Regions from separate parts of the Homo sapiens genome. Here regions 1 and 3 are each linked to region 2. A link is a loop called in an ENCODE intact Hi-C map of the cell type or tissue named here. Cell type or tissue: Calu3. All regions are shown on one strand. Each heading gives the region's core, and the rest is flanking DNA. Links, peaks and the distances in the headings are about the cores only. Region 1 overlaps EPYC (epiphycan). Region 2 holds the start of LUM (lumican). Region 3 overlaps LINC02823 (long intergenic non-protein coding RNA 2823).

The links. Peaks named below come from ENCODE experiments on the same cell type or tissue, not always from the same donor. Only the 100,000 strongest peaks of a DNase experiment are listed, where the experiment ranks them.
Region 1: a loop joins it to region 2, with 2.8 times the contacts of the local background. A loop is called at or near these places in 13 of 110 quality-filtered maps.
Region 3: a loop joins it to region 2, with 5 times the contacts of the local background. A loop is called at or near these places in 6 of 110 quality-filtered maps.

The regions. Positions count from the first base shown.
Region 1 is chr12:90,991,890-91,003,167 of GRCh38, reverse strand. It overlaps EPYC (epiphycan), which reads left to right. Exons shown (of 7, transcript NM_004950.5): 2 at 590-767. The coding sequence starts at 603. Among named protein-coding and RNA genes, the nearest start is that of EPYC, 7.4 kb to the left of the region's middle. In Calu3, for the core only: no CTCF peak of the experiment used is centred there; no DNase peak of the experiment used is centred there.
Region 2 is chr12:91,104,774-91,116,051 of GRCh38, reverse strand. It overlaps LUM (lumican), which reads left to right and starts at 4,558. Exons shown (of 3, transcript NM_002345.4): 1 at 4,558-4,654; 2 at 7,052-7,934. The coding sequence starts at 7,073. In Calu3, for the core only: a CTCF peak has its summit at 6,812 (motif pointing right); a DNase peak (open chromatin) is centred at 6,811.
Region 3 is chr12:91,349,718-91,360,995 of GRCh38, reverse strand. The region is part of intron 2 of LINC02823 (long intergenic non-protein coding RNA 2823); the gene reads right to left. LOC105369896 (a long non-coding RNA gene) reads left to right here. Exons shown (of 9, transcript XR_001749251.2): 8 at 7,761-7,911. Among named protein-coding and RNA genes, the nearest start is that of LINC02823, 28 kb to the right of the region's middle. In Calu3, for the core only: a CTCF peak has its summit at 5,402 (motif pointing right); DNase peaks (open chromatin) are centred at 3,415 and 5,415.

The DNA.
Region 1 (11,278 bases), core at 2,211-10,210, 110 kb after region 2:
TCTGAAGAAGGCCTTAGACTTAAATGTACAAGAAACAGTTATGAGTCCTATTTTTAAAATTATTTTTAAAACCCCAATGCCTAAGCCACACTGTGGATCACTGAAATTGGAATTATTTGTGGATATCCTAGTTGCATTACCAGTCAACTCTGCCTCAGTTTCTTCACCTATAAAATGGTATGACAGTTGCAGTCATCATCACCGTCATCATCATTATCCTTATCATCTTCAACTTCATATCCCAGAGTTGATGAAGGATCTTAATGTTTATTAAATGGTAAAATTATTAGATGATGAAAAGCTTTTGTGAATAAGCTCTGTTTTTCTCTATAAAATAAAATAAAATTTTACTGTAATTAAAATATCCACTGTAAAATTAGAGACAGGTTTGTGAATTAATTTGAACATCTGGCAGCAATGGTCCTAGGAAATCAGATGATTTTGTGTGTTATGTTTATAAATTATCCATGGAAGGAAAGCTACCAGCTTGAGTTCTTTGATATTGACACTAATTTATCATTTCTATTTAGTGCAAACTATTCATAAGTTATCAATTAAATATTTATGCATTTTAATATTTTATAATTAGGAAAGCTTGAAAAATGAAGACATTAGCAGGACTTGTTCTGGGACTTGTCATCTTTGATGCTGCTGTGACTGCCCCAACTCTAGAGTCCATCAACTATGACTCAGAAACCTATGATGCCACCTTAGAAGACCTGGATAATTTGTACAACTATGAAAACATACCTGTTGATAAAGTTGAGGTAATCGATCCTCCTACTCTTGAAACTTTAAAAAGCATAGGATGAGGAATGACTTGGGTCTGTTTTCCTCAAATAGATGTTTGGGTTTTTTTATAAGTAGAAAGATTTTATGTTAATAATTTCATATTAACCTTTTCTCCAAAACATGTTCAATCTTTTGGAGGTTAATACCGGAACAGTCTTTTGCCCTTTTTTTTTTTTTTTTTTTTTTGAGACAGTGTCTTGCTCCATCTCCCAGACTGTAATGCAGTGTCGCAGTCTTGGCTCACTGCAACCTCCGCCTCCTGGGTTCAAGCAATTCTCCTGCCTCAGCCTCCCGAGTAGCTAGGACTACAGGCTCGTAGCTAGGACACACGCAGCTAATTTTTGTATTTTTAGTAGAGATGGGATTTCACCATGTTGGCCAGGATGGTCTTGATCTCTTGACCTCGTGATGCACCCCCCTCAGCCTTCCCAAATGCTGGGATTACAGGTGTAAGCCACTGCACCTGGCTAGTCTTTTGTTTTTTTAAAGCTCATGTTATTTCCTTCAAATTTTATTGCCAAATTGAACATAAAAATGTATTTCTGTGAAGTTAGAACAGAGAAAATTAGAAAAAGTCAATCAGCAAGGAAAAGAGTTAAAATGGTATGCACGCAATGATGTGGAAAATTTGGGGTAAAGGAGAAAGATGTGAGATTGAAATAAACTAGAAGAAAATAATAATAGAGAGAAAGAACAATAGTTTGGAACTCCACTGTAGCTCAACAGTGAATGTGCTTCCCTAAATAACTGATTGTCTCTCCGGCAGTAATGTAGAAATTGGCAAGGTTGTAGCCCATTCCATAAATCTGATATGACATGTTCCTAATTAAATACAAGTCTTTTAATATAACTAAAGGATACAGGCTAATCTTTATGAATCAGAAAGCAAACAGACCTTGAAATGCAGGAGTGTAACTAATGTGCAACACTGACAAAGACTAATTAACTATAAATAAACAAAAAGAGAAATTACATCACCTTTAAAGGATCATAACATATTTTGGGCAATCTTTAAAGTGTAAATCTTCTTAGAATAACTACTTTTGATAACCAAGGATAGAAAATATTTAGATGAAATCGTATATTTAACTTGTATTGAACTTAGATATATCTTTACTAAGAAGATACTAAAATTTTTCAATATTGTTTATGTTGCCTTATGAATACAAGAGTCAGATTTTCACAATGTGATAGATTTTAAAAATCTACTCCCCTCTCCCCCTTCTCTCTCTTACTTTCACCCTCACCCTCTTTTGACCCTCATTTCATCTTTCCCTCCCATTTTTCCTCTCTTTAGTAAAGTTTAGGCTCTACAGCAGATTATTTTTCTTCTGCACATTTGATTGTGACTCTAAGTCTTTATTAATATTCACTGTTTGATTTATTTCACTGTATGGATTCTGTCTGTTAACAGGATTTTCTGTTGAGAATTTATGGTTGATAACAACAATCTTGGCCTATGTGACTTCTACATCTCCAATGTGATGCATCAATGTAGAATATAAGATGAAAGTTTTTCAGTGGTTAATTCATCTGCCTTGCTTCTTTTTTCATCTTGCATAAAAACACATTTTTTTAAAAAAAAGTTAGTGCATTTCTGAATTTATCTATCAAATTAAACATTTTAGTTCAAACTTATTTGTCATTTCCCCCCAAACTATTCCAGAGGATCAGAGAGATTTGATGATCACTATAACTGAATCTTCTATTTTGAGTAGGTTTTGGGAATGGTTTCAAGGGTGCTATTTATTCCTTTCACAAGTCCAAATACACAATAGAAAAAAAAATGCTGTTTGGGATCATGGCTTCTCTAGGCAAAAATGAAAAAAATGACTATATCTGCAGAGCTCTTTTAACCCATTCCTTACCATCAGGATCATTTTCACTGCCCATAAAGCTGTAGGCATTCTCATGAGGTTCGGACATTTTTCATGACATCAAGAAATTTAAGCTAACAAACATATCTGTATAAACATTACTTAATATACAATATTATCTTAGTATCTGTGTTTTCTGGAACAACAACTTCCTGTGGAATGCCAAATATAATGTGAAATACCAAATATAAAGCATTGCGTCTTTACATACTTCAGCCTTTACCACATACAAACAATTCTAATTTTACACAGAGTCCTTTCTGAGAAATTTTACTTCAAACCAAACTTAGAATACTCAGTGAGTGAGGGATCCAGAGAGCCACTAACAATCCCTTGTGGTTGACTGAAATATATTAGTTATCCCTTACTTAACATTCCTTGGTGATGAACTCATGATCAGAAAAACCAGTTTGTAGGTAGACGGTATAGATACAGATATAAATAGGCATATACATATGCTATAATAACTCTAATGCACTTAAAATAAAACCTGTAGTTTTTTAAAATATTTATAGGGTAGACCTAGTAACAAGAAATCAACCAACTCACTCATCCATTATCTAAGAAAAAAAGAAATACAAAAACAAAAATATATGATAAAGTAAATAAGATGACATGAGGAACAAAATTTAGAAGAACTTTAGCTCAGATATTAACAAATTAAAATGAATTGCTTTTCAAACAAGCAAAAAAAACAGCACACAATTTCTTATGGGGTGATGTAAAGTAAAGATGATAGATCCAGTCATGTGAATAGATTAATAGAGTTACTCATGACATGAATTTCTTCATGCAGTCCTGGAAGTCCAGATTTCAGTGACTCGTGGTAAGCATATTTATCTCATTTTTATATATTAAGGTGAGTTGTTTCAAATGTTCTTGATTTCATATGAAACATTCTGACTAAATACTACTAACGTAACCAATATAGGGTACAGTTAAAGAAAAAAATCCATGGTAAGTAAAGCACATGGAAAATGGTAGGATGAGATTCTTCATATTTTTTTAAATCTCCTATGTGTGTGTTTCTGCCTGTTTCAGCCTAGAATTTATCTCATCTGTAGAATAGAAAACCTTTGTTCTAAAATTATAAATTTATAGGATAACTGAACAATGCCTTTAACATATGTACCAGTTTCTTATAAGTTATAAGACTTGGCATTTTGGACTAGTGTAATAGACCCTTGGTTTAGGCTTTGGCAGATTAATTCTTAAGGCCTTTGATGTATATTGCAGGCAGAATTCTAAGATGTTCCCTAAAAGTCCCATTCCTAGTATACCCATGCCCTCTATAATCCTTAATATCATGGGTATTTGGGGATATCACTTCTATAATTGGGCTATACTATATGGCACAGTTGAATTTAAGAAAGGGAGACCACCTAAAAGGGCCTGACCTAAACTCATGAGATGTTTAAATCAGCATCTTGATGTCAGAGTCAAAATTTGAAGCATGACAGAGATTCAAAGCAAAGTGAACTGTGTGTTGATGACTTAAAAGATAGAAGGACCAATTTGGTAAGGAATGTAGAAGGCCTGTAAATGGTGAGAGAAACTGATGGCCAGTAAGCATATGTGGTCCTCAGGCCTACAGACACAAGGAACTCTGAGCTCTGCATGAGACCACAGCCCTAGTCATCACCTTGACTTTGACCTTGTGAGACCCTTGGGAGAGAAGCCAGTCAGATCAGGCCTGAACTTCTGACCTACAGAAACTGTGGGCTAAAAAAATGGGTATAGCTTTACTAAGTTTATGGCAATTTGTTATGCAGCATGAAAAAATTAAAACAAGATAGAACAACTTAAAAGTTTTTTATCTGAAAATCAAATTTGAATTATTCCACTGTAAGTGTTGCATTTGCATTTGTGAGTCTAGGGATTTAGGTGGTCAATAAGTCAAACCATCCCCAAAACCCAGGGGAAGAATCTCAATTGAGCTTTGTTGATTTCTACTGATGGTGGTAGATTTATTGCCTCCTGAGTTGTTGAGAAAGGGTCATTAAATTATTTGTGTTTGAAAATTATATTCAGTAATATAATTTCAAACTGATTATTTGTGTGATTTCTCATGATCTAGAATATCTATGATCCATTGTTTTCTATATTAGAAGCAAGTTTTAGACCCAACAATGCCATCAGAGTGCTATATATTACCCAGTAAGTACATTTATTGGTGTGACATAAAATGGTTGCAGCTTTTACTGCACTTTCATTTTACTCTAGTGCTGTGAATAGGAATGGGTTGTAGGCTATATGATCAAAATGTAGACTTTTTGCTTTCTGATAAACTACAGCTAACCTTAAGTGAGCATTTATTATGTGCTAGGTACTGTTCTAGTCATATTACATATATTATCTCATTTATTTCTCACAACAAAATTATGAATTGCTATTGTTATTCCTATTGAATAGATGAGGATTTTTGGACAAAGAGTAGTTAGGTAAGTAACTTGACTAAGATTAAACAGTTAGTAATTATATATCATAATAGTGATGCTGTCTTCTCATATCACAAAATAATTTCCAAAAGGGTGATAAAAGACTATTATTCTGCCCCCATTTTCTGTCAAGCTCTAAATTGTTCTTTTAACTTGATATTTGTTTTAGTTGAACTGAATGCCAAGTACTCTACGACTCCCAAAAGGAAAAGAAAAGCCTTTTTCTATGGGTAGATAATGTGAACTAGAGGTAACCTTTATAGATAATGGACTCTGTTATCTAATTATTATAAGAAAGAATGGCATAAGACTACTTCTAATTGTAAGTATGCATTCTTCAACATATATCTAAGTTCTGGGCTATAATTTTATGTTTATCACATATTTACTAGTCTAGGAAAACATTTTTCCATGTGCCTTAAAGGGTTCATCAGAAAACTGCATTGTTCAAAAGTTGATATTCTTTGAGTGTTTTAAACTGAGATAGTCTTTTTGATGAAGGTGGTTATTTGAAGTCTCCATTGTCATGTTATAGTTTTAAGTTATTTATATTTCATTTTGCTTAGGTTGGAGGGGGCTTCAACTTGTTTTCTAAGAACAACATTAGCCCTAACTATGTGTAATGCATTTTTCCAGCAAAGTGCTTGGTAGCAATATTAAGATGTATAGAGGCTCTATAGAAGGATGTCAACATCCACTCATCCAGTAAAATTTTCTTGGCTTCATCCAGATTAATAAACTCCTCCTCACCTCTACTACATTAATTAACGTAGCCTTATATAATTACTTTTACTTTTCCTGTACTACCCCTGTGTATTCAATAAACACCAAGAAATGTTATACTACAAAGTGCTATAGAGCTGTTAATTGTATTTGCTGTATGATGACATGGAGGGCATTTACAATGACATTAAGTTATGGTCTTTGTGGGGATGTGTAAGAAAAATTTCTCTCAGGTCTCAGTGTCAGAATGGGTTACAACTTCTAAAAACAGTTGCTTACTTTCTGGGTTCTATATTGGTAACTGAGTGTGCTTGTCATTATGGCTTGCCTGCTCAGCAACCTGGAGCCCAATTTTTGTCTCAGTCTTCCCTGGTTTCATATAACTTTGCCTACCTTTATTTTCTTGTCACCTCAACTACTTATGTAGATTTTTAAAAAGTATTACCATATGTTGTTTTAAAACTGTCCGTATCCTTTCTGGAATGATATGGTATATGCATTCATCAGTAAATAACTGTAGCAATGAATAAAGGAATATTAGTAAAAACTGGTCATAGAAAATTTCTTGCATGAGAGATGCTTTCCTTGATATTACCCTCCAGTGATCTTAAAATTGAGGCAAATTCTCTTCCATGGACAGATAAAGTGGCTAGATTGTTTAAAATCATCCTTGTAAAGAGAAGTGCCATAAAATACAGCAGTTACAGATGATGAATTTTTTAAAACTCTAGAAGATTTTTGAAAGGAATGAAAATTATATTTAACAAAATTGTAGGAATGGTAGAGAACTCAATAAGGGCAGTTGTATCAATTAAATTTTGAGGAATGGTTTCTTTTTATTTGTCTTTATTATAATATGGTGCAATGCAAACTAACCAAGCCTCAGCACCAAGCAATATACTCCTATAATAAACCTGTGCATGTATCCCCTGAACTTAAGATAAAAATAAAATTTTTAAAAAATAAATAGATAATAACTTTAGAATATATGTTGATGCTCTGTAACACCAGAAATTGCTTAAGGAGAATCAAGCTAATTCCGGACAACTTCCAGAAATCAAAGCACATTTTAGATAATGATATATAAAAAGTATCTTAACATTAGTTTTTCTAAATATAATAAATCGGTATAGGACTGCATTGATATTAAAGGGTAATTAGTCTAGGAAATTGTCTCTGTATTTTGTGAACACAAAGTACTTATATTAGTAATATTTATACTATTCTGGTGGCAAAAGATATGCAATACTTATCTTTATATTTAAAAATATATCCTACTTTGGCCAATTTATACAGTATATTTTAAAGTTTCATACATATGGTTTGCATACTCAACACTTTATGTTGGAAGAAGAAACTTTAACACGATCAGCCTGAATTAAATATCTTTTTCCAGAGTACGTGAAAAATAAAAGCTAATCTCTCTCTTTACTAAAGATGATCTACAGGAAGGGAGGAAAGAATTTTGCTGATGAGATTTTAATATGGTTGTCTCATTGACTTTCCATAAGATTCTTTTAAAAACAGTGTTGAACTATTTAATTCTCATCCTAAGCTACAGTATTTAAGAACCTTAAAAACTTAAGCAAAAAAAAATATACAATCATGTAGGCTCATTGGGAAAACAAATACTGATAATCTTTGCTGGTGACTTCTTTATATTTATATTATATATTATTTATGAGACCACAAACATAAGATAACTCAAATAACTAACCCTGGAAATAAGGTAATATTGTAACCATTTGATAAGGATAACTGCAGAACAGAATTTTGCCCCGAGTTTTCATCTAGTAAGTTTCTGAGTAAAATTTAATCCAGTCTTTTAATGCTAAAGGAGAGAGACTTTGCCCCTAAAAGCCCCCATTCTTTTTCTGCTTCTTCTGTTTTATCTTTACTTCTTTGAGCTGTGTCCAATATTGAGGTTTCTTTTCTCTGAAATTAAGTGATTTGATTATTAAGAATCAGAAAAACAAACATTTCCAAGTGATTACAATTAACACAATATTCAAACATCTCTGTTAGCTGTCAAAGTGTTTAAAGGGGCAAGAGGTAATATGATCCTTCTGAACTGAAAGCTGCTTTGTCAGGAATATGAGGATTGAGCAAGCTTTGCCAAATACATTTCTTCCTCATCTATTTTCAAGATAAAATAGAACTTAAGATACAGCTTCATTGCCAGGTATTCATGGTTACGGTCTTTTAGATAATTAATGTAGATCACGGAAACAAATGTGAGCACCAGGCTCATGTTTAAAGCAGAATTTCACTGTGCTTAACATATCTATATGTCAGTATGTTAAACCCATAAAAATACATCTTTAGTAACTCAGGCCAAACAGTGCAGAGCCTTTTAACGCCTTTAGAAGTCAATTGTTGCCGTAGTGGTAATACAGAGGAGTAGCTTCAAGATTAATTTATTCAACTGTGTAGAACAAATTGAGAGACAGATAAATTCAAAATTTCATTTTGTTTAATGAAAACCTTAATTCTGTGCTTGAGTAAAAGTCCAAATATTCTGGATTTCAAATGCGTTTTATTTTTAAAACAAAACAAGGAAGAACAGTAATTTAAATATTATCAGCTGAATATTATCTGCTCTAGGTCTGGGCTTTCTCAATAGGAATTGACTGGTACAATGGGTATCCTAAATTAAGTGAATAAATAGGTACAGATATTTCCTTTCCAATTTGGCTCTGCTTGAGCACATAACCATTAACACACACACTAAAGAATAATGGGAGAAACTATTGGCTTTGGGTGTTGCTCATTTCTACACCCATTTCCTCCTCATTGGGAGACAGTCTTGTCATAATGCTGAATAACCCAGGGCCTAAAGTCAGACTTCTAGATGTAAGTGCCAGGTCTGTCACACAAACTGTATAACCTTGGGCAAGTCATACAACCTCTCTGGGCCTCAGTTTTCTATTTAGAAGATACCTTTTGAGGATTAAGTAAGATAAACATGTTAGCTGTTTAATACAGAACCTGGTACATAGCAAATGTTTAATAAATGCAAGTAACTTTACCATTGAATCACTCACTCAATTAAAAGCCACTGAAGCTTATGTGCTGATGATCACAGATGCCTTAAAGGAAGGGATTCGATTTGGGCTATGATGAAGGCTAACCCCATTGTGCTTGGGTTCACATTAGATCCACTTACCAATCTTTTGCTGAGAGCCAAGAATTTGGGAAGGCAAATTAGACCAAATCTCTTCCTGTGCCTTGGCATTCTCAGTCTAGTAGTCTTATAAGTATTTTCAGCACAATAGAGGAAGTTTAAAAAGACACATATAAGATATATGTATACGAGATCTGTAGCTATCTATTGGAATGTAAGTTTTTATGAGTTCACTCACAAAATACATATGCTGAGAAATGATGTTCTTGAATCTGTTATTAGTTTTAAATCTGGCAGCTAATCTGAGATATAAAGTATTTACTCATTTATCCATCACCTTTTCTTAACAGTATTTAAGGTTACTTACATGAATAAATGCTATAATATGCACACAAATTAACATAAAAAGATGAAAATATAAATCTTAGTTCAATAATTTTATCTCAAAATATTATACATAATAAATGTATTACATATAATTTTCTATTATATTATCTGCTATATCATATCTTATATATATTACTGATCATGTGTTATGAGGTGACAAATACAAACTTAGAAAGTGAGACAAAGAAAAAATAACAGTTGGGAACATAATACAAAGCCAGGAGTCAGATAGATACATCAAAATTGAAACCATTTTGTATTATAACTCATAGAGATTCATGAAAATAGTAAAGGTTTTCTGGGCAGTAATGCTAAATTTTAGGGAACCCCTATACTTGCTCCCACTATTCCTATCTAAATTCAGGATCAGGTGAGAAGAAGAAATGGGATTCACACAGAAATAGAGCTCAAAATGTTCTATTTTATGTTGATAAAGGCGAGGTGTACCCCCTAAATTTAATGCATGACTTCAGTGTGAAGCAAGTAAGAGCTTCCTAATACAAAACTCCAGAAATAAACTATGCCATCAGTCACAGGCAATGCTGGCCAGCCACAAGCCTCGGACAAAGTCTACCCCCATAAATCTTTGTTCATGCAGGGGCAAAATGAAATGTATGCAATTGATAGTCAATTATCCCCAAAAGGGAAGGGGAACCATCTGGGGCCAGTTCCTTCTCTCAATCATCAATTAGCTTAGGAGTGAGAAAAGGGATCAACAGAGGATCTAAGAAGAGATTTGATTGTTCCAGAAGAAAGTCATAAGATGGAAACCAACTTGGTTTAGCCTCATCCAGATGTTAGTCAGTTTTTATGTCCCTTGACTCTGGTCTGTAACCTGTGTACTCAAACACAATTTGGAGAAATGCCCCACCAAAAGTTAAATTATGATGCCACATTTGACTAATATTAGAGCTGTTCTTCTCTAAGTGTGGTCCCTGAACTGGCAGCATCAGCATCACCTGGGAGCTAGTCACGAATGCAAATACTCAGATCCCACTCCAGACCTAGGGAATCAGAAACTCTACGGAAGGAGCTCAGTGAACAAGCCAGATCATTCTGATGAGCCTATGATTTAAGAAGAATTGAACTAGGAAAATTCTCCCTAATATAATGTTCCTTCTCTCAGAGTAACATTTGAGATCTTTCCGTTTTCTGGCACAGTTTGTAAATATGCAATGGTGGCAGAATCAGTCATCCAGTCTTACCTGAAGTTTCTCTTTCTTTCTGAATATTTGAAGGCTTTGAATTCCCCTTTTTGTGCTAAGACCTATCTTTCTGGCAATTGATGCTGCATTGCATATGTGTTCTATCATATGACAGACTCTCTAGTGAGCATGTATTTTCAGCCAGAGGGTTCTCCAGCCTGGATGTTATATGCCCAGTGGCTTCTCCCTTTCCTCCTGCTATGGATTTCAAGAAGTCTACCCCTCGGAAAGTTTTCTCTATTCCCCATGCTTTTTTCACCTGAAGCAGGAATTTCTAATCCCCTGCCTGTGCAGTTCTTAACAAGCTGTGAGGCCTGTCAGGAACCAGGCCACACAGCAGGAGGTGAGCGGCAGGCCAGCCAGCATTACTGCCTGAGCTCCACCTCCTGTCAGATCAGCAGCAGCATTAGACTCTCATAGGAATGCAAACACTATTGTGAACTGTGCATTCAGGGGATCTGAGTTGCCTGCTTCTTATGAGAATCTAATGCCTGATGATCTGAGGCAGAACAGCTTCATCCTGAAACCATCCCTAGTGGATAAACTGTCTTCCACAAAACCAGTCCCTCGTGCCAGAAAGGTTGGAGGCTACTGATCTGAAGAATCAACCTCAGCATATTTTCAAACTGAAGTTGCTGTTGATATTTTTGAAGTCTGTGCCCCCAGGAGCCTAGTAAAAAACTTACCACATTCTCCTCAAGACTTTGTTCAATAGTTCAATGTTCCAGACTT
Region 2 (11,278 bases), core at 2,189-10,188:
AATTCAATGCTTACTTCTGAGATAATTAAATTGAGTTGAAATTGAGTTGGAATTTAAATGGAATAAAATTGAGTTGAAATTACCTAAAAAGGCTACTAATAATGCTTGTTTTCTCAATTAAATATTTATGTAGGGTGAGTTTTTCATTATATGCATCAATCAAAGCAACATATCTTAACAGATTGAACAAGGGAACAGACATAAAAATCCAGCTAACTTCAGACACATTAAATAGGTGTGCAAATATATAAGGCAATACCATTTTTCTCATTGTTTTTTTCTGGAACATGTTAATATTTTCACAAAAATGGTATTTATATTAACATGGCATGGACTTGTTATTTTTATCATAATGAATTACTTAAATGCTTTAAAATATTTCTCAGTTTTAATTTTGAATGTGATACACACTGGTAGATGGACTCCACATACGTCTTTGGGGTCCTCAAAACGTCAACAAATTTTAAGTACATAGAGTCCTGTAGGCAAAATGTTTGAGAAACGCTAGTCTGTGGGAACAGCACTTCAGTCAAAGAGAACAGCTGGTAAAGGACCTGAAGTAGGAACAGACTTCTCATATATCAGGTCCTGGGTAAAGGTCAAAATGGCTAGAATGTAAGGCAGAAGGAGGAAAGAAAATGGCATCAGGGAGTTTAGCCATGGTCAGATGCTTTAAGGTTTGATAAGCCTACACTTAAGGAATAAAGAAGGGAGACTGGCACTACCAGATATTATTTAAGAAATAAAACTTTAACAATTAGATCATAGATATTTTAAGCTTGATCATATTCAAACTTCATGAATGACTGGTGAAAAAGTGTATTCTCATCTACCTTTGATGGGAGTGATAAGCAGAACAACATTTTGGAGGTAATTAGGTAATAATTATAAAATTTTTAAATATGTGTACAAATTTGTGTTCTCCAGAAAGCCCACTTACTTTTGGGATTTTCCTTAAGCTATCTTGCACAAAACTTCCTCAATACAGCATTGCTTATCATGAGAAAAGAGGAATTTCTCCCAAAAGCAAATTTATGACTGTGCACTTACCTAAGTGAAGAAGTTATCTGAGTTCTGAACTGTCTGAGTTATCTCATAGGCTGCCATAAAAGAGGAAAGAGAAATGAAATTCTCTTGTGTATATAAGACATGTCTGAAACATCTGAATTAATAAAGTCTAAACAACAATTACTTATAGAAAGTGCAATTGGAGAGTTAGTTAAGCCAGGGGTTATTTAATGTTTAACCTTATATACTGCTATGCTGGTTAATGTTTTGGTATAGTGTTCCAATTTATATATATTACTCTTATAATGCACACTTATTACTGAAAAACATATAATAAACCATATCATTGATAATTCCAAAAATGTACTTGTCATGTAAGATACTAAGAAAAATAAAAGCAATTGTAGAGTAAGTTTGAAAATACATACAGCTATGAGTATAAGGACTATGTAAATAAAAGATAGTTTCATGACTTGTAAGATGCTAAAATTAAGAATGGGAATTAGATTGTTGTGAGAAGAGAAAAAATTCAAATCCACTCCACTCTATGATTTGAAAGCATAAACCATTTACTCAAAATATGCTTTCATTTAAAATGTATCTTTTGAGATAAGCAGAATAGACAAAGCAGGTACAACCAATTTAAAGATTAAAATTTCATTTTATGTGATAGTGCTTTGCAAATTTTAAGAGAAATCAAGTGTTCAATATTAAAAACTAACAACTACATTATGGTATATCCATATAACAGAATTTCATGTAGCAAATAAAAATGACAGTAGAGAATGATATTTAATGATATAGAAAAACATCAATGATTTACTGTTATATGAAAATGGGTCTGGCACTATAAGCATAATGTTATGATATATGTGAAAACCAAATTGTCTGTGTGTTTATGTTTATACCCACACATTAAGAAGATATACCAAAAGATAGTTATCTCTGGGATGGAATACTTAATTTATTCTTTTCCCCTGTAAGTCCAGGGCTGGGTTCAGAACACAGTGTGTGAAACAGTCATAACATGCTTTATTATCCTTGCTGGTCTCAGGTAACAGGGAATCCAGTCCCTGGGCTGAAGAGGGCAATTCCATCTTTTTTTTTTTTTCTTTTTAATTTAAGTTCCGGGATACATGTGCAGAATGTTCAGGTTCGTTGCTTAGTTACACATTTGCCATGGTGGTTTGCTGCCGCTATTGACCCGTCATCTGGGTTTTAAGCCCTGCATGCATTAGGTATCTTTCCTAATGCTGTCCTTCCCCGTGCCCACCAACCCCTGACAGGCCCGGGTGTGTATTGTTCCCCATGTTCTCACTCATAAGTGGGAGGTGAACAATGAGAACTCCCATCATTTTAACCTGTATTGTGATGAAATGCATTTAGCCTCCAATGCTCATTATCACCAATGATGTGAATCACCATTGGCCAGGATGGAATGTTTATACGTTACCCAAAAGTTCTGAGATGTGGATGTGGCTATGCATGTTATATGTTAGTGTGTAATGTAAAAGGAAAGAAACTATTGCTTAATTAACATTTGACTTTTTAAATAACTATTGCCTATTTAATATTTCTGCTTTTTCTCAACTGATAGTAACATTGTCTATAAAGTATTTTAAGCTGATTGAGTGAACTACATTGTCTCAGCTCCATCCTGTTCACCCTCTTCCCAGTGAGTGAAGATGTTCATGGTTTTATTCTTACATTTACTTGTTAGGTGACTTTTAGCAAATGAATGAGACTTTCTGACTCTCCATTTATACTCCTGAAAATAGAGTAGTAAAACATACCATAGGAATTTTAATGTATGAAATTTAAAGGAAGAAATGTGAAAACTCTGAGTATAAATCATGGAATATATTAGATCCACTATAAATGTTAATTTCATTTCTTTCTATTGGACCCTGAAAATATGCTCTGAAACGCACAAAATTATTCAATTATTGGTTTCACAGAACTGATTTTATTAAAAAGTATATGTTGACAAGACTTTACAATGAGCTAAATCCAATATAATGCATTTGAGGTCTGTTATAAATACCACAACACATGTATTGCTTTATAAAGAAAAATCTTAAGGAATGGATAGGTGGAGTTTTTCTAACAAGAGCTCAGATTATAGAATTTGATACACTCAAAATTAATACATAGCATTGTTTTAAGAATCCTCTTATAACAAGATCACTTAATTATATTCGATTGATTTGTCTTTTTTTCTTAATTCCTTATAAATTTATTCAGTTACTTTGTTGAAACTGAGGCCTATCAATAATTTTCTTAAAATAATATTAGGAAAAATGTTATGTTTATGAATCATCTTACAATTCCATTAGTTACTTTCAAGAAGATTACTTTTTGTTTTTGAACACTGCTATTACAAAAATAAGCCATTTATTCTAATAGTCTTTTTTTCGGACAAATGCAGTATTAGTCATGGAGTTAATTTTCCACAAGTCTCACTGCTAAAATGTGATATAGTTATTTTTAAAGACAAAAATACAATGTGACAACTTATATTAAAATATATTGGTGTAAAAGTTCTTATAAACATGAGGAAATGAACATTTTAGAAAAAAATCTCATAAATATATCTGATAAAATCACAAAATGAAATAGACAAGGATTTAAGTACATCTCTCATTTGCTGAAACCATGCATCAGGAGCTGATAATGAAAGATATATCCAGCCAGGCCTTTGGGAGATTATAACTTTGAATAACTTTTAACTTTGAAAAAAAATTACTAGCATGCAATGAAAGATTCTTGCCTTGTGATACTTTTAGTATAAATTTATTTTTTTCTCTGTTCTTTTATGTTTTTTGGCATTAAGCTATAGAATGCTCTCCCCAAGTAAGGTTTTGGGTGAATTCCTAAACGAAATCCACAAAATAAAAAACAGGCAAGACTTTGCTGATTGGTTCCAGACCTGAATAACATAAAATGAGTCTCCTTAGCATTAGAAGTAAACTTGAAATGTTGATATTTATCATGTGTATCCAAGTGTATATGAAGCATATTTTATATTTTTAAAACTAATGTAAGCTACCCTCATGGCCAAAAAATTAAGTTAGTCCAAGTAAATCAATATTGATTTCAAAAGTGATAGGCAAAGGGATTCAATTCCTCTGAGTCTGTTCATTTGCGTTTTCCTGAAATTATTTGCCCTGCTTATGATTTCTGAGATCTTTAGATAAACATGATAGTTGGCTGAGCACATTGCACTTAATTGTTGCCACAGCCACAGATGTAAAGAGGCTTGTAAGAAAAATGTTCTCACAGTGAGCTTCCTTATTTGAAGCAGGACTCAATTCTTGGTTAAAAGCTATGGTATTTGAGCTAGTTAAACACATATCTCTCTCCCATTCCATAGGGAATGAGCTGGGCTGTCCTTTCTCCCCACGTTCACCTGCACTTCGTTAGAGAGCAGTGTTCACATGCCACACCACAAGATCCCCACAATGACATAACTCCATTCAGAGACTGGCGTGACTGGGCTGGGTCTCCCCACCCCCCTTCAGCTCTTGTATCACTCAGAATCTGGCAGCCAGTTCCGTCCTGACAGAGTTCACAGCATATATTGGTGGATTCTTGTCCATAGTGCATCTGCTTTAAGAATTAACGAAAGCAGTGTCAAGACAGTAAGGTAAGTGCTGTTTTAACTATTGCACTGGGGATGTTAACTGTTTGGGACAGCGTTTTTTGTAACAGGAACAGGAAAAATTCCAGAGCAATTTTGCCAATTGCTATTCAACAGCAAATCCACAGTTCTGAGCATTTAGTTTCACATTTTGTTAATATGTTTTCCATGATTTATAGATTTGAGATTTTATACAGTATATGCTGTATTGCTTGGCAAGAGAAGTTATAAAAAGTTTCAAGGTTAGAATGAGAAAATAGTTAAAGTAGACACAGTGAAAAAATATAGAAATTAATATGTTTGTTATGTATGCTAGTTAGTTATATATGTTAGTATTGGACCCTAATACTGGAGCAAAGAAAAGTCATTTTAATCAGCATTCAAAATATCTTTTAATAAGCATATTGTGACAATTTGTTATAATTTACAATAAACGTTCTATGTTATAAAACATGAGCTAAAAGATTTAGGAACTCTTATGGATTATTTATTTCTGTTTTGTTAATTTAAAAAATTTGTTTCTTGGATATATGCCTTAAGGAACGAGTTTTTTAAAAAGTTCTGGGAAATGATTTCGTTTTTGAAAACAGCATTTTCTCTATAGCCACAGGTATTTGAAAAAACTGAGGGTAGTACAGTGTGATTTTGCCTCATAGTGGAGTCATTATATGGTTGCAAACTCTCATTCAATTCAGCATCCTTGTTTTTACTTTGCCAAAAAATATGGAAGCATTTTTCATTACTATTTAATACTCACATTATAGTTGCCATATTTTGGTGTATAGTAAATTTAAAATAGCTTATTAATAAAGCAAGACAAATCTTTACAGTATTTACATTCTATAACTTAAAATAACTCTGGGAATATGTCATCACGTTCTTTTTAGTGCTATGCAATTATTATTATGGCCAAGTTCTGTCAGCAAAATTAAATGCCCCCATTAAAATCTTAGAGAGTAATTTACTGAGAATCTGGCTACATGTTACCTTATGTCAGCAATCAAAGTATTTCTAAAAGCTGTTTTATAACGTTCCATCTGATCTGAAATAAAGTGCCTTACAATTTCAAATTAAAACAAATAAAAGACGTTTTCAGTTTCTAACCCCAAAGATCCTGCTTATCCCAAACTACTTTGATCCAAAAGCTTGTAATCATACTTTCATAGAAAGATATAATATTCTCAGTTATCTATTAGAATGTAGATCTTTCGTCACATTAATGATTTATCTCCCAGGGCTACCAACTTTGCCTCAGCCACAACTGTTCACTCTATAAAAGTCTAACTCTTATATTCCAATTTTCCCATATCTAAATTGCTGCACCTAAGACATTGAAATGTACTTTTTTGAGCCTCACCTTAGAAACATGTTCCTATGAGAAGATAACTGTTACACATTATTTCAAATTCATATTCTCAATTGAATAATTTACTAGATAGTTCTAACACCAGTATTAAATCCAAACTTTAAAAACATCACACCTCTCTCCCACCTCCATTCTGTGAGGCCACTAAAAGCCAGATATGCAAACCATGGCATCTTCGATTTTGGCATGAAGAAAGTAGAGAACTTGTGAGTAATTGAGAGAGACTATAACTCTAATTGAAAACTTGGAAAATACTATCTTTCTCTACCTGTTGAATCTCTTTCCAGAAAGAGAAACCTTCAGAATGTGTGACATTTTCCTGATAAACATTAGCAATTATTAAATATTACTAATATTTTGTTTAGTAAATAGCTAATTTATGAAATATTAGTTCCAGAACACAGTTTTGCAATGTGCTTTAAAAAGTGTAGAATGTTAAGCACAACATGAACTAGTATGCATGCACACCAGCACCAAGAATTCTGTTCTCCTTCCTCAGAACCAACAGTAACCAGACACTTTTAAAGGAATGTGCCTTCCATTTCCCTCCCACATACAAGCAAAACCTCAGGTTGCCCATATTCCCGTAAGGATCTTCTTCATGAGTCATTTTAATGATGTCGAATGGTAGGGTAGAGTATACAGTTAAAAACTGTCTTCTCATTCTCTTTTTTTGAGAGATGATCTGAAGCAGTAGTCTAATTCGGTGGTCAATGAACACCACCCAGAAACCTCTTACAGGAAGGCATTTCATTAAGGAAGAGCCTGGAGATTGACTGGAACAATTAGGCTGGGCTCGCCCAGAAGGGGGCGCACGTGTACGCAATCTAACCTGAAAGCTGCTCACTACATAGTTGTAAACATACACCTTTGTCCTCATACCTAAATAAAAATTTAAAAGACGCTGTTAGATGCACTAAAAATAGCTATAAAATAACAAAATGCACATTTTCTAATGAATTTAATGTTGCAAATTGAATGTCTTTTTCTTGAAAGTATATATTTTTTTAATTAATAAATGTTTCATCTTTATTTAGGATTCAAACCATTTGCCAAAAATGAGTCTAAGTGCATTTACTCTCTTCCTGGCATTGATTGGTGGTACCAGTGGCCAGTACTATGATTATGATTTTCCCCTATCAATTTATGGGCAATCATCACCAAACTGTGCACCAGAATGTAACTGCCCTGAAAGCTACCCAAGTGCCATGTACTGTGATGAGCTGAAATTGAAAAGTGTACCAATGGTGCCTCCTGGAATCAAGTATCTTTACCTTAGGAATAACCAGATTGACCATATTGATGAAAAGGCCTTTGAGAATGTAACTGATCTGCAGTGGCTCATTCTAGATCACAACCTTCTAGAAAACTCCAAGATAAAAGGGAGAGTTTTCTCTAAATTGAAACAACTGAAGAAGCTGCATATAAACCACAACAACCTGACAGAGTCTGTGGGCCCACTTCCCAAATCTCTGGAGGATCTGCAGCTTACTCATAACAAGATCACAAAGCTGGGCTCTTTTGAAGGATTGGTAAACCTGACCTTCATCCATCTCCAGCACAATCGGCTGAAAGAGGATGCTGTTTCAGCTGCTTTTAAAGGTCTTAAATCACTCGAATACCTTGACTTGAGCTTCAATCAGATAGCCAGACTGCCTTCTGGTCTCCCTGTCTCTCTTCTAACTCTCTACTTAGACAACAATAAGATCAGCAACATCCCTGATGAGTATTTCAAGCGTTTTAATGCATTGCAGTATCTGCGTTTATCTCACAACGAACTGGCTGATAGTGGAATACCTGGAAATTCTTTCAATGTGTCATCCCTGGTTGAGCTGGATCTGTCCTATAACAAGCTTAAAAACATACCAACTGTCAATGAAAACCTTGAAAACTATTACCTGGAGGTCAATCAACTTGAGAGTAAGTAAAAAGCTGTTCCTGTGTTTGATGTGTGCTCAAGTGTTTAAATACCTGGGCTGCACAACACAGATATTGCATCTGGCTCCATTAAAAAAACAAAATGTCGCCCGGGCGCTGTGGCTCATTCCTGTAAATCCAGCATTTTGGGAGGCCGAAGTGGGCGGATCACCAGGTCAGGAGTTGAGACCAGCCTGGCCAACATGATGAAACCCCATCTCTACTAAAAATACAAAAATTAGCCAGGCGTGGTGTCGCACTTCTGTAATCCCAGCTACTCAGGAGGCTGAGCCAGGAGAATTGCTTGAACCTGGGAGATAGAGGTTGCAGTGAGCCGAGATCGTGCCACTGTACTCAAGCCTGGGCAAGACAGCCAGATTCTGTCTTGGAAAAAAAAAAAATGTCCACAAAATATCCCTCTACTTCAAACAAAGAATAATTCTAGCTCAATCATATATCCAATATCCAGCCTTTCTTTGGTGTATCCAGATAAGGAACAATTAAGGTCACAGAATTTAATATGTAAGTCTTCAAACTAAAAATTCCGGGCCAACTCATCCTGCTGTGTTACCTCCTCATATATATCTCTTATTATTTTCTCCTTTATGGCTTAGATTTGTGTCCTACATTTATTTTTTGACAAGATCTAGATGAGGGAGGAAGAAATGAGTTCAAAAGTGGCACAGTTGGCAAACTCCATAGCCACAAAGAAGCCCATATTGTCCCTCCCTCCCTCCCTCTCTCTCTCTTTTTCTTTCTTCCTTCCTTTCTTTCCCTTTCTTTCTTTCTTTCTTTCTTTCTTTCTTTCTTTCTTTCTTTCTTTCTTTCTTTCTCTTTCTTTCTTTCTTTCTTTCTTTCTTTCTTTCTTTCTTTCTTTCTTTCCTTTCTTTCTTTCTTCTTTCTCTCTTTCTTTCTTTCTTTTTCTTTCCTTCTTTCTTTCTTTCGTTTTCTTTCTTTCTTTCTTTCTTTTTTTTTTTGACAGGGTCTCACTCTGTCGCCCAGACTGGAGTGAGGTGGTGCAATCTCGGCTCATTGCAACCTCCACCCCCCAGGCTCAGGCGATTCTCCCACCTCAGGCCACCACCACCACCAGGCTAATTTTTATGTTTTTAGTAGAGATGGGGTTTCACCATGTTAACCAGGCTGTTCTTAAAATCCTGACCTCAACTGATCCATCTGCCTTGGCCTCCCAAAGTACTGGGATTACAGGCGTGAGCCACTGTGCCTGGCCCCATATAGTCTCATGGTCTTCCCTGACATCAACTACTTGGGACTCACCATGTTACTCTGCTGTCATGATCATCATCTGCCTCTGTTATCTCTGTTATGGTGTGTGGCCATCACAGTGCTCTGGAGGACTGTGAAGAAGATTAAAGAGAAAAAGAAATATGATGGGAGATTCTAACATCTTTTTTTTTTTTTTTTTTTTTAGAAGAAAAATAGTGTTACAGAGCTTTTTTTTTCTTGGGTACAATCCTGCCCCTCATTTGATATTTCCACACTTTCTCTTTCTCCTCTCTTTATTTTTCATTTATCTTCTGGATGAAGTTTGATCTGATGCATTTGGACTGCTTATGCACTTATGTGGTCTTCAGGGACATTCTTCAACTTAAGCAGTATAGATTCCAATGGGAAATTGAAATCCACCATTTCCTACCAGGATAACTCTGCCATTAATCTTTGGCAGAGCTTGGTAGAAGAGAAAAACCATGATTCACAGATAAGGCTTTCTAAATGAAAAAATCAAGCAGGAAACATTGATTCACATATAAAGTAATAATGTCTGCAAAATAATCTATTGAATTTGAACATCTCTACATGATGAAAATTGGTTTTCTGGCCATGCTGAATAAAGGTATTGCTGTCAGAAAATATTACAATATATTTTATGCATATGATGTTTGTTAATTCTGCCAGTTTCATATAACCTCTAGTAGGGTTAAACGTTTTCATAAAGAAGACCATACTCGCCAACTCTGAAGCTCCACATGTTCTTTGTTGTTTCTGAAAAGCAGCCAAGGTAAGGGTTGGTGCTGTTTGACTGTCACACAATACACAGTCAGGCTAACACAGCTAAACCCCTCTTGTTGTTTCCAGTGGAAAATTCACTATGTGGCCATATGTGATTCCTCATTTTAAACATATGTGGTTAGGAGGAAGGATACTCTCTGACAGACCAAAATGCTAAAGGAATTTACGATGCTTAAGGGATGACGGAGTACATTAGATTTGGTGGGTAGAGATTATTCGTAAGAGCAGGGCTACTTCTTTCTCTGAAACAAAGAAGGATACAGAAGTAGGCACATTTGAAGGTATACATTGCATGAGTAAAGGATGGAAGAGAGGTCTATGGGAGAAAGGCCAACGGCCTGTCAGTGCCAAGCTGAGATAGAAACCACAGTGCCCAGTACATAGTGGTCATTTGAAAAGGTAACATAATAGTTTCCTTTCTTTCTTCCTTATCTTTGTACATTTAGTCAGGTATTCTCCTTGTCTTTTTATGTATCACCTCAGTTTAGGTTATTTTGCCAGATAATAATCAACTATATCAACATTTCACATTCACTTAATACAGAAAGTTCCCCTCAATGTTTTTTTCTAATATTAGGGAATATATAGCCAAAACAAACTGTTTTCTATTTCAAACTTGCAACTCTAAGCATTAGCCCAATCAGAGATCTTCCTAGTGTAGAGTAATTTAGAAAGACAGCAAAATCAAAAGGATATTAGTCATTATTTAGGACATACTATGTACTAGTATTGTGTGAAGTGCTCTACACAACTTAATTTAATCTTCATGCAACACGGTAAGATAGATGTGTTATTTCTAACAAGATCAGATAAGTGTTCCAGTGTTGCCCACCTGGGTAAGTGGCAGAGGTAGAATTCCAAGATGGGACTATGCCCATCTTCTTTCCATTTTTCCTCACTTTCTCAAATGTTGGTACCATAGAAAAATCCCTGGAATTAACTGATGAGTTATTTTAAAAAGCATGTGTGTTTGGGGTTCCACTGAAGTCTTTGTTAACTAGAGTTTGAAAATGAAAACAAGATAAAGGACTTGAAAATGTTAATCTAAAATAGACATAGGCAAACATAGTTTCTGTGTATACACAGGTCAGTCAATTCAGTAACACTCTTGGTTTCTATTACAAAGTAAGTCAGTGTTTCATTTGTGGCAGCTTTTTGACCATGGACAAAAATAAACAAATAAACAAAAACATGAGTTCAGATGGTGGACATGCCATGATTAGGTTTTTGCCTTAGAATTTTGATCATTGCTATGGTGTGTGATTGCTGGAATGATTTGGTTTTTGTCTTGGAATTTTTATCATGGTCATGGTATG
Region 3 (11,278 bases), core at 1,143-9,142, 250 kb before region 2:
AGATGGCTGGGCAGCACACGCAAATGGCCTGTGGTAGCAGGGAAAAATGCACAGTGAAAGAGGAAGAGGGAAAAGCAGTAGTGTGGAGTTAAATGTGACTGGAGAAGTAGGTAGATAATGGAGAAAATTACTATGCAGCCTTGACCATTGTGCAATGTGAATAGTTTCACCAAATGTCATGGCTCCAGAACTCTTCATCTGCATCTAGATACTGTAAAGGAAACTCTTCCTACAGTGATGGGGGAAAGGAAAGTTAATATACACCCAGTTCAATTTCTGTAACACAATCTTAAAGCAAACTGGACACTGAAAAATTTACCCACACCTTTCTACTCTTACATCCCCCTTGAAGTAGAGATCAGGAACAAACCAGTCTTCCTGAATGGTAAAAATAAGTGGAAATCCAGAGGCAGTATTTCTGGTGTCAATATAAGAATATGATGGAATAAATCAAATGTTATAAACAAATTCTGGTTAAACATGTGAACACTTCCTCCTTGACACCTTGTTCCACAGCGCTCACAGAGAGTGAATGAAAGTAGTGCATGAATTCAGCACCTGCAACTGAAATATACAGGTTCTCACATTGGGCCTGACTAGGCAAATAACTCGACCCACGGAGAACAAAGAAAAGCAGGGGGTTGGTGACAGTCCACCCAGGAGCAGTGCTGAACCTAAGGAATTCCCACCCCCAGCCAAAGAGGGACCATTAGGAGTACAAAATGCAAAGGAGGAAGTGTTCACATGTTTAGCCAGAATTTGTTTATAACAGTTGATTTATTCCATCATTAACAATCCTCATCTCTCTGGTTCCGAAGATTAGAGATTTGTGCACAACTAACCCCAAGGGTTTGTTGCAACAAACAGATTCCAGATCAGGTAGACTCTGATAATAATATCTATTGGATGTGGAGACATGGGTCTAGCATTTAGAATCAATTGATAGCTTCTGCCAATTTGGGCCAAAAACCCTGACCCAGATTTATTGTAAAGCACTCTTCCTGAACAAGTTAGCAAAACCAGGAGGTGGTGTGCACAGAACAGCACAGTTTCTTTCCCACTTATCTTGTTCTAAATCCTAAACTTCTTAATATTCCATTGCACTAATAACTTCTGGATGGCTCCAATCTGCAGCCAAGACTTTACACTCTTGGAACCTAACCTGACTCTTCTGCCCTTTGCCTGGAAGTTCTTGCCTGTCATCATTTTTATCAGTTCAGGGTCAGTTCATTGTTACTCTTCCTTCTCTCATATCCTTAACTTAGTAGAGCAGATTTGACTAGTTGTCCTCTGAGTATCCATTCTCTACTTTTTTTTTAGTAATAGAACTTAAAGTAATTTGAGTCAACAATGTTCACAGCTAACAGACTGTCTTTCCTAGCATCCCTTTCAGCCAGGTACATATGACTAACTTTTGGCCAGTAGTATTAAGTTTTTGGTAACAATTTTCAGTGAAGCATCGTGGAAAAAAAATTCGTGTGCAGCTAGGAAAGTCTGATTTCCCTCTCTATTCCTTCTTCTTCCTATGTTGGAATATAGATGTGATGCCAGGGTCTGAGTTCCCCGTTTTGAACTGGAAGGTGACCATGAGGATAGAAGCCACACACAAAAGATGATAAAAGAGAAGATAGAGGAAGACTCTATGGGGATAATTTAGGAGCCCTGGGCTTTATCTCTGGATTTATTTTGCGTAAGGAAGAATTGCATTTCTTCCTTGATAGACAATTTTCTTTTCCAGTCTTTGTTTCAAATTACACAACTCATGACTTATATACTGAAAGGATGGGAAGTGATCTAATTCAGTGAAAGTCATACCTGGTGAGGGACTATCTCTGTGGGTACAAGTTGGAGGCACCTCAGGCTTTGGCTTACAGAACGGTATAGAGCCACTTTTCATTCTCAGAAATATGTACCATCCCTTTGGAATCCCTGATTTTTCTCACCTCCTCCCTGAGAATAATTTCACTATTTTGAATACGGTATTTTCAGGAAGGCCCATAGGCTGGGCCAGCTATGGCTGCCTTTCATTGCCATTTGGTTATCTGATTAAGCATTGGTGTATGCACATATATGAACTATTATGTCATAATTCAAAAAGTATCCATATTACTTTTCTGCAATGGTAAATTCTTGGGCCAGGAATGTTAACCTGTGAAGAGGACAGTATGTGTGACTTTCAGAACAATTCCACATGGTGACAGCTTCTGGCATGCTCATGTTCCTCCTGTGGACTAAAAATTGGCATCTGAAAGACATGGTAGAACTAACAAGGGATATGACGGGGCTTCAGGGAGGTGGTGGAGAAGCAGGAACGCACTCCAATTGCACTTAACATTTTCCTTCTTTAAACCACATGTCCCAGGGTTTTTACTATGATAACTGAGAAGTCAATGAAACCTCCAATAGGAGTCACAAAACCCAGAGAAAATGTTTAGTTCCCTATAATTAATAGGTTCAAGCACATTGGTGATCATAGGCACTTTTTCTGACGCAGTGATTTTTCCTTATTGGGACACTATATGCCTAGCGTGTTTTTTCACAGAGGTTTGGCAGGATTGGAAATCACCAAGGGATAATTTCAAGTCTTCAATGCCAAGACAACTGGCATCTGAAGGTGTTATTACTTGTGTCCTTTCAGAGTTCTGCCAAGAATAATTACACCACTAAACCAACTAACCCTACAAAGTAATATATATTTCTCAGTAATCTTTTCTGTTAATTAATGAAAACTGACAGTAGTCAAAGAAATAATTGAGCATCCTTTTGAGATTGAAAGAACTCACTAGATATGTATGTATGTTATCAGTTGTTTGCTTTCACTTTTGCCCTCAGCTGGCATACATATTTGATAGTACCCACTTCTCAAGATAAGCCTTGATAGTAGTCTCAAAGATACTGTGCAAGGCCGCTTGACCTCAGGGTGCAGTTTTCTGGTCTATGTTAGTGAAATCCTTTAGTGTAGAAAAGCCTTAATACATCTGTATTTTGTTATCTTTCTTATGAGCCACCATAATGGCAGATGCCTGAAGACTACTGCATGGAGAAACTGGGCAATTAATTAGTATCCAATTATTATTTTAAATTTTTTATTATACTTTAAGTTCTGGGGTACATATGCAGAAGGTGCAGGTTTGTTACATAGGTATGCACGTGCCGTGGTGGTTTGCTGCACCCATCAACTTGTCATCTACATTAGGTATTTCTCCTAATGCTATCCCTCCCCTAGCAATTATTAGGATCTTATAAGTCCTCGATTATAAGCGATGCAATCTTTTTGAGTGCTAGCTTGAAACTGGCAAACAAATATTCTTCTGCATTCTATTGGCCAGAGCAAATCACAAGGCAAACTCAGATTCAAAGGAATGAGGAAATAGCCTCTTGATGGGATGAGGTTCAAAGTTCCACTGCAAAACACATGAAACAGAGAGGCAGGAAAAACAGGAATAATGCCTGCAATCAATCAATCTGCCACAGTAAAATAGCACAAGGTGCCAAGGGAGCATATAGAACATGCATATATTCCAGCCTAGAAAGTCAGCTCTTTCCCAGAGGCTGCAATTTCTGGGCTTAATCTTGAATGATGGTTGTCACTGAAAAGGTAAGGATGAGAGTCAGCGGTAGGGAAGGCACTTAAAGGCATGGGTAACCTAAGCAGGCATAAAGTCAGGACACAGTACCTCTTTGAAAAGTGCGGTATTTGTGTGGGCAAGTAAAAAATGAGAGAGGCAAAAACCAAGTTCTTAAAACACAGTCAGCCTTGTATGCATTTTGGAAATTCTCTATGCTTGCTTTCTTTTCAAATTATTTTGTGACCTTGTTATCTGTCTAAAAACTTAAGTTTTTCTGTTCTCCTTGATGTGCAGAGGTAGAGGAAAACATACCCAGGAATAATGTAATTTTTGACTTTCGCTGTGCGTAGAAATATCTTCTTTGACAGAGTTGTCCTCAGTGTTGTGTTTTGAAGGGCTAATGAATATTTCTTCTTCTGAGATAGTCCAGAAGGGAGCCATTTAGAATGCCTGATGTGTGGATAGATGGCCGTCAATCAATATGTCTACAAAGCAATTCTCTGAATGCCAGAGGATAGTGAAGAAAACTAGAAGGAATTTGAAATGAGAAAGTATGACTTTTAGGCCATTAAGGTTTTCTTTCAAATACCTGGTATGATGAAAGGGAAATAGAAAAAAACTCCAACAGCTGTTAATACATGGAACTAAAAGATGAGTGTGTAATATAGAAATTGATAAAACCATTAGTCTAGATGAGCTTTCATAAAGCATTTGATTCTCATCATTTTCTATTGACTCTTTATGGTATAACGTATTCCACAATTTAAAATTATCTTAGTTTTCATAATTTCAAAAAATATCAAATTTTATTATATGTTATGAAATACTGGCCCCAAGCCAAATTATTTTGTCATTTGTTTGGAATGAGATCCATGAGTTCCTTAAGACATATGTCCAGAACTAAAATATTTTCATAACTATAAGATAATATTGTTCTTTTTAAAGTTTTGTTTTTCAGGGTTTTAGCATTTCATATACATAATTTCCTTTTCCCAACTGCCCTCACCTATTTCCCTGGCATACTACTGGTATTTACCTGAGACTTAACTCAAGTTTATTTTTGCCTATATAAAGCTTATTCTGTCTTTGCAACCCTGCTCCACCCCAACTCACAGAATTGAACACTCTCTTTTTATGTGCAAGCACTGAAGTTGGCACCAGTCTCTGGGATCTACTCTAATATCTGTTATCACAACACATTGCACATTGTATTAATGTTTTCTTCATCATTAGACTGTAATTTATTTAAGAGTTAAGTCTGTGTTTTCTTACTCTTTGTGTCCTTTCTTCCTGTGGTGATGACATAGCAACTGCCCAATACATACTCATGGAAGTTAACTTATGAATAAATAAGTGAGTGGCTTTCAACTGCAGATGCAACTTTGAATGAGACGGCATCTGTTTCCACACCAAAAAAATTTTAAAACATAATATTTAGATTTCTTTCAATAATTAATTATTTATAAAGTCCTTTTGCATACTCCATCATTCAACTGATACTTACAACAATAATATCAGCCCCATTTTAAAAGTAAGAGCGTTCATGTTCATAGTAAGTCATGCAACTACATGAAAACTCAAGTATTCAGCTAAAGACACACATCCTATATTGCACACTGTTGAGAGAAATAGCAACTAAATGGGATGGCAATTCTGTGATTAACCTCTGTAACAAAAAGATTGGGTCATTTCTTTTCTTCTATTCATTTTTCTTGTGTACAAGTAAGAGAGGTCTACAAGGTGACCCCCAAGTTCCCTTCAACTCTAGCATATGAAATCTGCTCACTCACATACTCATTAAACGCTCTGTCTCTGGCCACCACATCAACTGACCACGAGATGGCGATGCAGCTTAACTCAGCACCCAGGTCTGTAACCCCAGCATCTAATGAAAGCCGTGCCCAAGGCAATTTCCCATATTCAGCAAATTTTAAAACATAGACATTCTGTCATATTTGAGAACTCACCACCTCCTTTTTCAAATATGACTACTGGCATGGAGAAAATGTTTCAAGATGCCAGCCATCCCTAAGATCAAGCAAGAGGGACATCAACTTGAGGCCAGTGCTAGTGAACAGACTAAGAAAGCTCATTTACATGACGGAAGACAAAGTATAATATCCACACCAGGGCAACTTTACCAGGTAGAAAAATTGGAGACTGCGTCTTCATCAGACTCTAAATTTCGATACTTTCAACACCAGATTTGTTCTCTGTTGAATCCCTGTAAATATTTAGCATGAACAAATGCACTAAGCACCAACTAGGAGTACCTCAATATGATGGGGTCTAGGGAAGAGGTAGTCAGTCTTCTGTAAAAGTTCACAATCAGACTCATATGTGTAACATATGTTTAATGAACACATATTGTGTGACAAGCTCATGTGTTAGGTCTCAGATAAATAGCATTAATAGTGGCTACTATTATTTGTTATTTATTGATTGCTAATTGCCACGGCATATGCATAGCACTCTAAATTTCAACTCATTAAATATTTATGAAAACATTACATATTAAGGGCTAGTAGCCCTATTTTACAGATAATGAAAAGTAGGCTCAAAGAGGTTAAGGCAATTTGCTACGATTACTACCATTTACTAAGATTACTGCCATTACTAAGATTACTGAGTCCTGGTTTTACAATAATGGAAAAGCAAGAACACTGAGGATAGAGGAAAGGCATACGCCAGCAAACATAACACATAATATTCCTGACAATAACCAGAAGTGCAGTCAAGGACACTTTCAGAGCACAATGCTTCTTCCTTGCCTTGGTCCCTGAAATTCACTTCCACTTGTTCAGAAAAAGAAAAAAGTAGGATTTCTGATTTGTTTTACAATATCCATTGTCTACCAATTCTCTCATGGCAGTATGGTCTTCAGCTGGCCCACTTGGGGATCCCTAATCCTGAACATTTTATTACCTCTTTTGCAACCAGTGCTGCTACTGGGCTTGTACTCTTGGAAACATTTCACAGGCAAGACTCCTCCAACCCATACAGAGGCTAGAAAGAAGGCAAAGAGACACGTTCTCAGAATGATATAACAAGAATCCCTCATCAAGGCTTGGTTTGTGTCTCTGTTAAAACGTAGTTGAGACATGGAATCAACCTAAATGCCCATCAATGATAGACTGGATAAAGAAAATGTGGCACATATATACCATAGAATACTATGCAGCCATAAAGAAGAATGAGATCATGTCTTTTGCAGGGATGTTAATGGAGCCGGAGACCATTATCTTTAGCAAACTAACACAAGAACAGAAAACCAAATATTGCATGTTCTCATTTATAAGTGGTAGCTAAGTTATGAGAACACATGGGTGCACAGCTAGAAATAGCACACACTGGGACCTTTCAGAGAGTGGAGTGTGGGAGAAGAGAGAGAATCATGAAAAATAACAAATGGGTAATAGGCGTAATACCTGGGTAATGAAATAATCTGTACAACAAACCCTCATGACACAAGTTTATCTATGTAACAAACCTGTACATGTACCCCTAAACTTAAAATAAGTAAAAACAAACAGAAAAGAATAGTTATTTTTAAAAGTTTATATCACTTCTACCAAGGAGCATAATTAATTTTGGCCATCATTAGAATATATTTGCTGTATGATTAACTGAAACATAAAATAATTTTATAATATACCAAGGCTCTGAAATAAATGCTGATTTTTTTCTTGACTCGGAGTGTGGGTTCCAAGGTATTTTTGTCCCATGTCAGCTGTTCTAGGGTGCCACATTCTCATTTCAGTTCTCTTTTGTTTTAGCTGTTATTTATATAATTGCTTGAAGTATCATATTTATTGATTTTTTTCCCACAGTTTGGTTCTCACTACATAAATCTGGCTATATTACCAGTACGGTAACTCTAGCCCTGTGGAGACAATGTGGCATAGAAGTTGAAATCCTTAACTCTGGAGACAGACTGACTAGCTTCTAATCCCACTCCTGCCACTTATTTCATGAGCAGTCTTGGGAAATGTGCTTAACCTCTCTATGCCTTAATGTTGTCATCCATAAAATGATAATGATTCATTTTTGACATACAACAGAGTTAGAAAGCATCTACTATATTCCACACAATGCTCAAGTAAAAATCACTAAATAGAACAGACCCCAAATCCCTGCTTTTGTGGGAGATGACAAGGGTAATGCACATCAATGGAATTTGTGTCCTTATAGGCTCAAGGAGCTCTCTTGTTCCTTCCACCATCTGAGAACACAGTGAGAAGTCCCCAGGCTTCAACCTGAAAAAGGGCCCTCATCAGAACCTGATCATCAGAACTTGGCACCCCAATCTTTGTCTTCTGATCTACATTGTGACCTAAGTCAGGTAAATACATCTGGCATACATCTTTGACATTTTTATACAATCTCTATGCACTGTGGTTTTAGATGTGCAATAATTTGTACAATGGTTTATTCCCAAGAACAGATTTTTTGTGTGTGTATACTTCCTTGCTTTAATAAATATATGATATAAATTTAAATAAATTTCTATTTTGTATATTTTTGTTTTGTTTTTTGTTTTTTGTTTTGTTTTGTTTTTGAGATGGAGTCTTGCTCTGTTGCCCAGACTGGAGTGTAGTGGCATGATCTCGGCTCACTGCAACCTCTGACTCCCAGGTTGAAGTGATTCTCCTGCCTCAGCCTCCCAAATAGCTGGGATTACAGGCACCCACCACCATGTCCAGCTAATTTTTGTATTTTACTAGAGACAGGGCTTCACCATGTTGGCCAGGCTGGTCTTGAACTCCTGACCTCAAGCTATCCACCTACCCCAGCCTCCCAAAGTGCTGGGATTACAGGGGTGAGCCACCACACCCAGCGTATTTTGTATATTTGTAAAGTACAAAGTAAAATGAACATTTTATGGAGTTTGTATTTTGCATACCCAATGTGAGAATTAAGTTTTAAATAAATAAACCTATAATATTTTATCTGAACAAAAAAAAAACAGAACTGTGATAAATTTATATTGCTTATAAGCTACCAAATTTATGGCATTTTGTTATAATAGGTTAAAGAGACTAAGACAAATAAGGTGTTGGACATCTTTTATTTGGTATTTGGTATTTATTTGGTATTTATACATCTTCTTTGATGAGGTATCTGTTAAGGTCTTTAGCCATGTTTAAATTAGTTGTTAGTTTCTTATTGTTGATTTTTAAGAGTTCGTCATGTATTTTGGGTAACGGTCCTTTCTCAGAAGTGTCTTTTGCAAATATTTGCCCTATTCTGTGGCTTATTTTCTCATTCTTTTGACATTAACTTTTGCAGTACATGACGTTTGTTCCATCACCGTTTGCTGAAAGAACAATCCTTGCTCCATGATATTGCTTTTGCTCCTTTGTTGTATTGGGCTGTTTTTGCATTACTACAAAGGAATACCTGCGACTGGGTAATTTATAAAGAAAAGAGGTTTAACTGGCTCATGATTCTGCAGGTTTTATAGGAAGCATGCTGCTGGCATCTGCTTAGCTTCTAAGGAGGGCCTCAGGAAGCTTACAATCATGGCAGAAGGCGAAGGGGTAGCAGGCACGTAACATGCTAAAAGCAGGAGCAAGTGAGAGAGAGGGAGGTGCCACTCACTTTTAAACAGCCAGATTTCACAAGAACTCACTCATTATTTTGAGGACAGCACCAAGAGGTTGGTGTTAAATCATTCAGGAGAAATCTCCCGCCAAGATCCATTGACCTCTCACCAGGCCCCAACTCCAGCATTGGGGATTGCATTTCAACATGAGGTTTGGGAAGAGACAAATATCTAAGCTATATTATCTGTCAAAGACCAGTTATCTATATTTATATGAGTCTATTTCTGGGCTCCCACTTCTTATCCATTGATATATTTGTCTATTCTTTCACCGATACCATCCTGTCTTGATTACTATTGCTTTACTCTTTGAGCATTTAAATATTATATGCTTGTTATAGTATTTATAAATGTTTGTAATTTCCTATTTTGATTTCCTTCTTTACTCTAAGACTTACTGATAAATATGTTTTTAAAACTATACACATACAAATTTTAGAGGCTTTCACTTGTTAACTTCTTATATGTTATTTGCTTCTGCAATTTTTTGAGATTTTCTGTGTAGCTTATTTAATGGTCAGTTTTTGTGGACACTTCACAAGAAAAATGACGCATCTTAAAAAATTATTCTATTAGAAGCCTACTTTTTAAAATTATGATTGATAGTCCTTTATAAATTCCTTTTTTTGTTATTGCTTTCCAATTCTACTTCCTTACTGGTAATGTGTATTGGGTATCCATCTTTCTTGAATATTTCTCAGAGGTAAATGTTGATAAATAATCCAATTGCATACTCTCTTGCCCTGGATAGTAGTTGATTTAGGGATATAAATATAGCCCAGTGCTGGACAATGACATGTGAGAGGAAATCAGTTGAGGTCATTTTTAAAAGATTTCCTTTCTTTTATAAAGCAGCTCAGAAATAATCATTTTTGGTCCACTGAATAGGATCTTGTCTGCATGTGACCCCTGAAATGTAGCAACCATCTTGTGACAATGAGGAAAAAAATAGTGGCAGAGCAGTATGAAAGAACAGAGCCTGGTTCCTAATTCTATTCTTCAACCACTGCATTAATCCTCGAGCCTCCTTGTCACAGGACATTTGGCAAATCAAGTATCCATTCCCCTTTTTACTTACGATACTTATTTTCAGGTGAATTTCTGGCACTTGCAGTCAGAACATCCTCTCTGGTAAAAATTTTGTAACCAAAGTGAGATTCTATACATAACATATTCTAAGATATGAAATTGGCAGATGGGATCATCTGAAGGAGTGAGGTGAGGACTAGACTATTCAAGTTTCAAGGCTGGTGCCTTGCTTTGCTCTTGCAAAGCCTTTGGTCACTATGATGCTTATTGTGAGTTGGGTTATAGACCATGTATTATTTTAGGGGGAAAATAGCTATTTCTTGCAGCTTTCAGTTTTGTTCTAAGAGTGGAATTGCTAACAAATAAAAACATCGCACACCTACTTAACTTTAAATATTGACTACTTTTATAAATAATAACAACTTTTTGAAGTATGAATATGTCCAAATTATTACATGCAATATACTTTATATTACAAAAAAAAGTTTTCTGAATTTCAAATTTAACTAGGCATATTGTATTTTTTTCTGGCAACCCTAACTAGAAGAAAGATATCAACCTAAGATGAAGGAAGCATTCCTGGATGCAAAAAAGGAAGGAAACAAAGAAAGGTCCTTTTGCCCATGACTTATAGTCTAAAGTCAACTAAGAGCCTCATAACATGAAACATTCAAGGACTGAAAACAAAGCCAAACAAATTTTGTGTTACAAACTAAAAATATAGGACTAATAAATCCAATTAAACAGCCTGCACCCAACAAAGGGGAACATTTATTATATACAACTGGTAGGAGAGATTTGTTAAACGACTTGTGCGTATATCTCCAAGGCTAGTTTTAAAAACAATTACTTCAAAATAAAGAATATTAAACTGAGGGACAGAGGTTGGGCAGAGCACAGAGACTGGTGTCTGGGAAACAAAAATTCTCAAAGATTATAAATATGGAGCTTTGCTTGTTGGACTCGAAGTCCACTGTAGAAGAGCCTGCCAATTATCTCTCAGTATTTCTTTCTTTATTCCTGCTAGTAATAAAAGCTCTTAATTTTAAGTGCAGCCTTGTGACTGAAATTCTCC